2 separate regions of the Homo sapiens genome follow, and region 2 is linked to region 1. Evidence: chromatin loops called from intact Hi-C (ENCODE). Cell type or tissue: A673. All regions are shown on one strand.

What was found. A loop is a pair of places that touch in the nucleus more often than their neighbours do. Peaks named below come from ENCODE experiments on the same cell type or tissue, not always from the same donor. Only the 100,000 strongest peaks of a DNase experiment are listed, where the experiment ranks them.
Region 2: a loop joins it to region 1, with 7 times the contacts of the local background. A loop is called at or near these places in 1 of 110 quality-filtered maps.

Annotation. Positions count from the first base shown.
Region 1 is chr12:81,292,355-81,297,354 of GRCh38, reverse strand. It overlaps PPFIA2 (PPFI scaffold protein A2), which reads left to right. Exons shown (of 33, transcript NM_003625.5): 24 at 2,320-2,520. It overlaps PPFIA2-AS1 (PPFIA2 antisense RNA 1), which reads right to left. Exons shown (of 6, transcript NR_120491.1): 3 at 4,831-4,961; 4 at 586-721. Among named protein-coding and RNA genes, the nearest start is that of PPFIA2-AS1, 16 kb to the right of the region's middle. In A673, no CTCF peak of the experiment used is centred here; DNase peaks (open chromatin) are centred at 284 and 2,704; H3K4me3 peaks cover 622 bases; H3K27ac peaks cover 4,518 bases.
Region 2 is chr12:80,604,916-80,609,915 of GRCh38, reverse strand. It overlaps PTPRQ (protein tyrosine phosphatase receptor type Q), which reads right to left. Exons shown (of 45, transcript NM_001145026.2): 27 at 4,736-4,857. All of the region lies in intron 1 of LOC105369867 (a long non-coding RNA gene), which reads left to right. Among named protein-coding and RNA genes, the nearest start is that of MYF6, 100 kb to the left of the region's middle. In A673, CTCF peaks have their summits at 1,780 and 1,984; DNase peaks (open chromatin) are centred at 1,945, 2,445 and 3,935; H3K4me3 peaks cover 385 bases; H3K27ac peaks cover 4,375 bases.

The DNA of each region.
Region 1 (5,000 bases):
ATGTTTATACTGGTTAGCTATTGCTGTTTACAAATTACCCCCAAATTTGGCATTTATGATCTCATGACTTCTATGGGTCAGGAGTCTGGGAATAGCTTTGTGATGGCCTCTGCTCAGAGTCTCTCACAGGGCTGCAATCAAGGTATCAGCCAGGGCAGCAGTCATCTCAAGGCTAGACTTGGGGAGAATCCACTTCCATGCTCATTCATATGGTCAGGGTCATGATTCAGTTTCCTGCTGGCTGTTGGCCAGAAACATTAGTTCCTTGTCATATGGGACTCTCCACAGGGCTCCTGAGATCTGACTTACTCCAGAGTGAGAGCTCAGAGGGAAAGAGACAGCGGGAGGGGACTAGCAGGAATGAAACCACAGTCATTTTATTGCCTAAACTGGAAAGTGACATCCCATCACTTTTATCATCAGCTATTTATTAGAAATAAATCACTGGGCCAATCCTACCCCCAAAAGAAGGAGATTATAGAAGGGAACGGATATCAGGAGGTAGAGAGAAATAATCAAGCTTGATTCCTTCATTTTACAAATGAGGAAAATATGGCTGAGGTTTAGATGGGTTACATGACTCACCAATGACTGGAAAGGAATTAGGGCTCAGGTCTTCTGATTTGTGGTCCAGAGCTCTTGGCACTGTATTTTGCTGATTTATAGTTTTTCTTCTTTGTCTCACTTTTTCTCACTCTCACAATTCTCTCCTTTGTTCAATCTGTTTATTTCAACAAATAGAAAAAAAAATCAGTCAATCTTTTGGACATTCAAAAACAAATATGTAAGCTGCTAATTTTTTGTTGTGTTTTCTACTTCTTACTCATAACTAATGATGGAGGGAAAATGGGAGAATATTCCTGTTTTAAGTGATGTTATTCAGGTGCTGAAATATAATGCCCGTGATTGGCATTCACCCAGTGCTTGAGATGTGCACGAGACCTGTGCTGTGTAAATAGCACTGCTGGTTTAATTGTCTTTCAAGAGTCTCACAGCAAAGTTGAAAAATCAAAATATCTAATTTCTTTTCTTTTTTGAGACAGAGTTTCACTTTGTTGCCTAGGCTGGATTGCAGTGGCACAGTCTCAGCTCACTGCAACCTCTGCCTCCCGGGTTTAAGCAATTCTCGTGCCTCAGCCTCCCCCGTAGCTGGAATTACAGGCATCTGCCACCACGCCTGGCTGATTTTTTTGTTTGTTTGTTTTAGTTTTAGTAGAGACAGAGTTTCACCATGTTGCCCAGGCTGGTCTTGAACTCCTAAGCTCAGGCAATCCAGTCATCTCAGCCTCCCAAAGTGCTAGGATTACAGGCGTGAGCCACCGCGCCTGGCCTCATTTTTTGTTGTTGTTTTCTTTTGTTTCGTTTTGAGGCAGAGTCTCATTCTGTCCCCAGCCTGGAGTCTAAAGGCCTGATCTCAGCTCACTGCAACCTCTGCTGCTCAGTTTCAAGTGATTCTCCTGCCTCAGCCTCCCGAGTAGCTGGAGTTATAGGCACTCGCCATCATGCTCAGCTAATTTTTGTATTTTTAGTATTATGATGTTTCACCAAGTTGGCCAGGCTGGTCTCGAACTCCTGACCTCATGTGATCCTTCCACCTCGGCCTCCCAAAGTGCTGAGATTACAGGCATGAGCCACTGTGCCCAGTCTTAAAATCTCTAATTTCTGATGCATTATTAATTTTGTTGCTTTCTTTAGTTTTTCAATGATTTGAGTTTTAACTTCTTTCTTAGCACATCATTTCACTCTCTAAAAGGCATTTTCATATATAGCATCTAATTAAGTTCACACATCTTTCACATGGTGTAGGAAGGTAGGTGGAAATGTGGCTTAGCTACACTGCATGCTTTGATCGAAATCACATGGCTGGATGTGGCACAGCTGTCTCGTTCTGTGACAGAATTTCTCTTCACTCAGAATTCCAAAGAAGCATTATAAATTGAAGCCACTCATTAAGCAAACATTAATTGAGTCCCTTATCAAATGTGGCTTGTAGCCGTTCTGGTCCCTACATACAAAGGGGAACTTGGTGCCATGCAGCCATTACTTTTACCACTAGTAATATGAATTAGTTAAAATAGAGTCTCTGGAGCTAGCATGTCTCAATTTCAAATCTTGTTTCTATCCCTGCCTCCCTGGTGTTTTTAAATACATCATTTAATTTCTTTGTGCATCTATGTCCTCTAGGGAAAATAATGATAACATTTTATCTCGTGGGGTGAGGTCATGTATGTAAGATACATAAAATAATTCCTAGCATATGAGACACTAAAATGATAACTATTATTATAATTTGTTAGTGTATTTTTTCCTATCTAACAGCTTTGGTTGGGAATGCCTGCGTGGTACGTGGCAGCCTGCCGAGCCAACGTGAAGAGTGGTGCCATCATGTCTGCTTTATCTGACACTGAGATCCAGAGAGAAATTGGAATCAGCAATCCACTGCATCGCTTAAAACTTCGATTAGCAATCCAGGAGATGGTTTCCCTAACAAGTCCTTCAGCTCCTCCAACATCTCGAACTGTGAGTCAGTTTCTGCTCCTCCCCTTCCTCAGTGCTAGGCAAATAGCCGTGTGTCTAAGTCTACAGAGCAAAATTGTGACAGCACACATTTCAATGTCAGCTTGAATTATTCTCAAGAGATTAAGCTTGCTCTTTATTAACCTTGCTGCTACTTTTAATAGGTTTTCAAATGAGGAACTATGATTCATATCAGACGTGAAAGCTAGCATAGCAGACTTTTGAGCTAGCATCTGAAGTTTAGATTTTTCTCCCAAGCGACAAGACCCTGAGCTTACTCTTTTTTCAATTCCTTCCTTCCTTCGTTCCTTTGTTCCTCCCTCCCTTCCTCCCTCCCTTCCTTCCTTCTTTCCTTCCTTCCTTCCTTCCTTCCTTCCTTCCTTCCTTCCTTCCTTCCTACCTACCTTCCTTCCTTCCTTCCCTTCTTCCTTCCTTCCTTTCTCTTTCCCTCAGGTAATTTCTCAGAAGATAAGATATAAGCATTAGTGATTACTAAAGATGCAAGGCTTAAGTGACTACATTTTTTAGTTTTAATATTTTTTATTTTTATAGATTCAGGGGGTACATGTGAAAGTTCGTTACATGGGTATATTATGTAATGGAGATTTTGGGGCTTCCAGTGTGCCCATCACCCAAATAGTGAACGTTGTACCCAATGGGTAATTTTTCAAACCTCATCCCTACCAACCTCTTCCCTTTTGGAGTCTCCAATGTCTGTTATTTCCTTCTACCTGTCCACATGTACCCATTGTTTAGCTCTCACTTACAAGTGAGGACATGTTGTATTTGATTTTTTTTTGTTTCCAAGTTATTTCACTTGGGATAATGGTCTCCAGTTCCATTTATGTTGCTACAAAAGACATTAGTTTATTCTTTTTTATGACTGCATAGTATTCCATGGTGTGTATATACATTTTATTTATCCAATCATCCACTGATGGACACTTAGATTCATTCCATGATTTTGCTATTATGATTAATGTTGTGATAAAGACATGAGTGCAGGAATTATTTTGATATAACAATTGCTTTTCCTTTGGGTAGGTACTAAGTAGCGAGATTACTTAGTTGAATGCTCATTCTATTTTTAGTTCTTTGAGAAATCTCCATACTGTCTTCCATAGAGGTTGTATTAATTTACATTCCCACCAACAGTGTATAAGTGTTCCCTTTTCTCTGTGCCCTTGCCGACATCTTTTTTTTTTCTTAACTTTTTAGTAATAGCCATTCTGACTGAGGTGGGATGGTATCTCACTTGGTTTTAATTGCATATATCTGATGATTAGTGATATTGAGCTTTTTTATATGTTTGTTGGACACTTGTATGTGTTCTTTTGTAACTCACTATTTCTTAAGAAGTTTCTGTAATTATGAAATTATGTGAGTTTGACGTTTTACAGATACCAAATGGAATATCTGGAATATCTTTTTCTTTCAAAGTCTGTTTGTTTTTCAGTTATAAATTCCTAGTCATCTCATAATTTTTTACCTATCCTAATCCTAGAAAAGAACAAAATGTGACAAAAAAGGCATGCATGACGACAAATTCCCAAAAACTCCCAAATAGTATTTAATTATTTGTTTATTCCATTCCTAAATTATATATTTTGTTTATAAAGTATATTATTTCTGATAATTACTAGATTTCCCAAATCTCATATCTTATATAGCATAATAAAATATGGGAGAATGAGATAAATTTTAGCAATAGGTAAAATATTAAAAAGTCTTATTACTTTATTGCAGTTTTCAGGCAGAAAAGTAACAAGTATAACTTTTTTATACATGATCTTAAACAGTTGTGAATAGTTTGTTTCATTTCTATTTACACATTTTCCTTCCCAGTATACTAGATTCTAATGCCAGAAATAAAAGGTCAAATTTAAAAGGCTTATATAATTCTTACATAACTCCATTTTAAGTTCTTCCTAAATGACATGTAGGAAAAATATATAATTTTTAAAATTCTTACCTATATTATTTTTAAATAGACACAAATGTTTTTCACTATACCTGGATTATGACTCAAGCTAAAAGACAATTTAGAATACAATAGCCCCTTGAATAAGATAGGAGTTAAGGGTGCTGACCCCCCACACACAGTCAAAAAATCAGCTAGAATTTTTGGCTCTCCCAAGACTTAACTACTAAGAGCCTACTGTTGACTGGAAGCCTTACTGATAACACAAATAGTTGATAAGCATGTATTATGTGTTTTATATGTACACATATATGCTCCATTCGTACAATAAAGTAAGCTAGAGAAAAGAAAATATTATTAAGAAAATCATAGGGAAGAGAAATTATATTTACTATTCATTATGTGGAAGTAGTTCATCATAAATGCCTTTATCCTCGTCGTCTTTATGTTGAAAGTACGCTGAGGAGGAGGAAGGGGAGAGATTGGTCATGTTGTCTCAGGAGTGGCAGTGGCAGAAGAAAGTCTGTGTATAAGTGGAATGATGCAGTTCAAACCTGTGTTG
Region 2 (5,000 bases), 690 kb after region 1:
ATTACCCACAAAAGGAAACACTCTTTGTAACATAATTCAGAAGATAAGACTGATAGATATAAAATATATACGTATCTTATGACTGTAACACATTTTTCAGAAATACACCATCTTTCTGAAGTACACTTTGATATTTTCTGCTCTTTTTAACTTTATTCCACCTCATTTAAAAATTCTGATGATGGCTGCAGTTTGAAAAACTCTGATTTAGTACTATGTGTAGCACTGGATAGTAATTAATTGTGGATGTCATAATTATTAATGTGCATAAATGAGTGTCTTTAGGCATATGAAATGTAGCTATATGATTTGTTCAAACATAGTCTGTCCTTTATGGAGGTTCTGGCCTATTCACTCCAGATATTAAACATAACTAAACTTGCTAGCACTAAGTAGAAGGGCTTTTCCCAAGATAACCATGAGAAAATTCAAAATCCTATCATACATACTACTTTCAGGTATCTTAATTGAAACACTTAAAACCAGGTTTTATACACAGTGAACACTATTAAGTCCATTTTCAACTTGACCTTCCCTTATAACTTTGAAATATTTTTTGTTTGGTTGGTTGGTTCAATGTATTCTTTTAATGCTCTTTGCTAAGAACATATTTTATTGATAATATGGCGAAACACACATTGATTTGCATATGGTATAACTATATTGTAAATGTTGTCCTGGAAACTCATTTATAGAGATGTTTGCTGAGGTAATGTAAATAAAATTAACTCAATTTTTTTTTAAAAAAAAGATGTTGCTATAAAAAAAGAAAAAAAAGAAACATAGTAAAAGGATGATATAAATAATACTATCGTTGCATACAGTCAAATAGATCATTCCCACCTTAAGACAGAGCAGTGGACAGAAATGCCCCACTTCTCGAAAATGGAAGAAAAACAAATCAGCGTAGAAATCCTATTGATCAGGAATATATGCCACTGGCAGAAAATGTGTATTTAACTAGTTGTTAACATTTGAATATCACATAAAAATATGCTTTTTGTAATTTTCCTTAAGACTAGGCTTAATTTCATGCTGAAAAAATATTATTGAGAGGTGCAGAGATGGGTAACTATTGACCTCTGTAAAGGGGCCTGGGTCCCATTCATTGGAGCCCCACTCAATTGGCTTCACTTTGACTACTGGTTCATGTCACTTGTCTTTTATAGCTATTTGAATTCTGATTTTATAGAGGTAAGGTGACTTCCTCAGGGTTACTTAGTAGCAGAGGAAGGATTTGAGCCCAGGTCTTTCAAGAGTCCATAGAATTCTACACTTCCACAAGGTCACTGGGTTTGATCTTATAAATTTAACTATTTATAATTTATAAATTATAAATTTATAATTTATAAGTATAATTTATAAATTATACTCTTCCAATGCCTTCCATTAAAACAATAGATAACAAATATCAAGTCGCAAAATATGACATGGCACGCATATATTATATCTTTAAAAGTATTTAACAAAATTTGAAAGGAATTCTCGGTCCTCAAATTTGGCAGTACAAAAGATCATCATTACCTTTCTTTATTAAACCTACTACACCTTTGTTGTTGTTAGCTATTACTTGTCCACTTACCCAGGACTGAAATCACATCTTTCTGACTCATTTTCCTTCAATCAATTCCAAGTTTGTTTGCTCATATTGTACTTGATAATCTATTGTTATAAAATGTCTTTCATCATTTTTGAAGTGTTACTTTATATTCATTATCAGCAATTAGACTCTGGTTCTCCTCTTCCTGCCCCACTTCCTATTTTTTTTCTCTTCCTACCCCGCCTCCACCCTTTCCCATCTTGTGTACCCCTATTCATTCGTCAAGTCCTAGAATATATTTAACCTGCTCTATGAAGTCTCCTTTATCTTCTATTCCTCCCATAACAGGAACTTTAATTATTTTGTTACCTTATATTCCCCACAAAACTTCATACCTCAAACTCTATAATTAGCTGTTTCTATTCCAGTGTGTACCACTAGGGTGTGAGCTACCTGACAGCAGAGCTTTATGTTTTTCATCCTTGTCTTGATGCACAGAAGCTACTCATAACAATTTGTTCAGTCAAAGAGTAAAAGGAACAATGAAAATGATCCTAAATGCATTAATTTCCAGCAGAATCATCTAGGATGATATTTACATTTTATTAAGATTGACAATTTTTGTTTACACTTTTAAAGTTAAGAGTTTTATCGGTGTGGCTAGTATTTTGTAGAAGACAGGCTGCACAATAAGTCCCAAGTGCAATGCTATGTATTCTTCCTTAGTCTGGGAACCAGTGATTCTTGAATGTTGATAATTACATATTAATGAAATGAGCTGCAGAAGTGCTTTATCAGAGTTGTTCACTTCTACATATCCAGCACCTAGCACAGTTCTGGTACATTGGAAGTATTTTAAAATGTGTGAGGAAGGAAGGAAGGAAGTAAGGGAAGGAGGGAGGGTGGGAGGGAGGAAGGAAGGAAGGAAGGAAGGAAGGAAGGAAATACCTCTACTTAATTCCAAGAATCCTAAAGAAACTGTGAATTACTAGGTTCTATCTGAATCTGTTCTTGCTATTGTTGATCTAAAGGAGTTTTGGTGAGGCTATATTTATGTTGGCGAATTTTATTTGTTATTTAATGACCTTCCCTTTCTCCTGTCAAACCATTGTTGATCTGTTAGTTTTAGCCAAGTCTTAGCTCTGTGAGAAGTTATTCACCGTCTCTGTTCCTTAGATTTCTTTTATGCAAAATGAAGGTAATAATGTTTATATGAAAATATTGCTGGATAACATATAATAAGATAATGAATAGGAAGAGATGAACATGTAACTTGTAGAAAATAAGCAATTAAAATATTTGTTATCTTCCCATTCTACCCTCTTTCCCTTGCTCACTTTGAAACTCAGCAAGAAGGCTACAAGAATGAGATTACAAAATCACTTCTTAATATGTTTTATTTTTTTTGTTCCTTTAAGCAGAATTTCCAAGGGAGAACTATTTTCATTAATAAAGTGCCTTTCATTTGACAGAGTAAAGCTTTATCATTTTATAATTTGTTTTTAATGCATATTCCCAGGGCATTCATCATTCGTGCTAATTATTTTTGGCTAATTACATACTAAAATCTTCACAAATATGCTCTACAAAAGGAACAGAAAATAGAGACTGAATTGGAGAACAAATACATCAACAATTCTTTCAATTTTATTTTAATGATGACAGGTCTTTTGAGATAGAAGCATTATATCTCCATTTAAGGAATACTACAAAGACATAATAAAATTATAAAGTTGGTCAAGAGACAGAGAGAAAGGAGGAGAAATCACTATGCTATACAATTTAATGCATAAGATGCTATTAGAAAACTGTGTTCATCAGGCCCAGCAAAACCCAAGCAGGGTGCAAAGGAAATACTTCCAGTCTTTATTCTGGCTAACAGTTCTGCATTATTGACATCATTGAGCATCCTATCTTATATGAAGGGTTTGACTTTCATACCTGGATTTCCATCCAAATGGCTATCTACTCCCATTCAGTCTCTTCAATGGCCTCTTATTTAAGTGTTGATAGTCCCCAGGGTGCTGTCCTTAGGTTGTCATCTTACTTTGCACATTCCATAGTGAATCTCATTCACTCTTATAATTTTGACTATCTTCTAAATACTAACATTACCCAAATCTGGAAATCCAGAATTTCTCTCCTGAGCTCCAGATCCATATTTAATACTGCCAATGGGTGTATTGACCTGGAGGACTGCCACATATTTCAAACTCAGTGTGTCTAATACTGAACTCATTCCTTTCCTCTACAGATCTGTTCCTCCTCATAATCTTCTGTCATATAACTTACAATCATCCTTAATTATCCTACTCACTCACCATCATGAGTTAGTTGATTTTTCACCAAATTCTATAGGTTTAGATTATTTTTCATTCGTTCTCTTGCTACATTTCCTCTGTTCTTTTTCCTTGCCCTTTTATAGTTTCCTGTCTCCTTGCCTGATTTTACACCCCCCATACTGCTCTCAATCTATCCTCTACACTGCAACCATGCCTATGTTATACAGTAGAAATCTGTATCACCAACTGGCACCCCACTGCCCTTAACATAAAACCCTAACTCTGTAACTTGTTGTATAGTCAGCCTCTGGATCTAGCCTCATCTCTTAGAACTTATTTTTTTTAATGCTATAGCCTGGGATTGCCAAAAGACTTGATTTTTCTTGAATGAGGCTTACTTTTTTACACCCCTATTCCCATTTACCTTTTATGTTCTGCTTCACTTATTTTTCAAGACTTAGCTCTGATGTTATTTTATCTGGAAGATATTTCTCCTAATGCCTTCTCTCTTCTCATTTTGTATTATGAATTACTTTCTACCGTACTGTAAACCAGATATTTGTATTACTACCAATTTAACCACTTGTATGTGTGTATATATACATACATATATATACACATTCTATACACTGATAAAACATATTATAATAATGTTACTAATATCTTATATTTATTGAGCATTTACCATATCTCAGGGAATGTTCCAAGTTCTTTATGCATGTTAACTGATTCAGTCCTCATACCCTGTTTACTATTATTAATCTTTACAGATGTAGACATTGAAACACAAACAAGTAAAGTAATTTTCCTACTGTCTAACAGAGCCAAAATTCAAATTCAAATAGTCTGGTTCCAAATCTTGTATTATTAACCATTTTATACTGGCTTTTACAGAAGGTAAGACATGCCTTACCGATTTGACATCAATCAGATAACATGTTGGTCCAGTAATGACAGCAGGTTCACTCCAGCTTATGCTGATGCTAAAAGGTGATGTTGCTACTACATGAACATTTTCAGGAGGACCATCTGGAGCTATGACAATAGAAAATTAATTATCTAGCTACATTAGAATTAGTACTTGCTACAGCACAATAATAGAAAAGACCATGAAAAATGGATAGTCATAATAAATTAATTTTAATTTTACATTAATTTATATTTCACAGAGTGCTAAA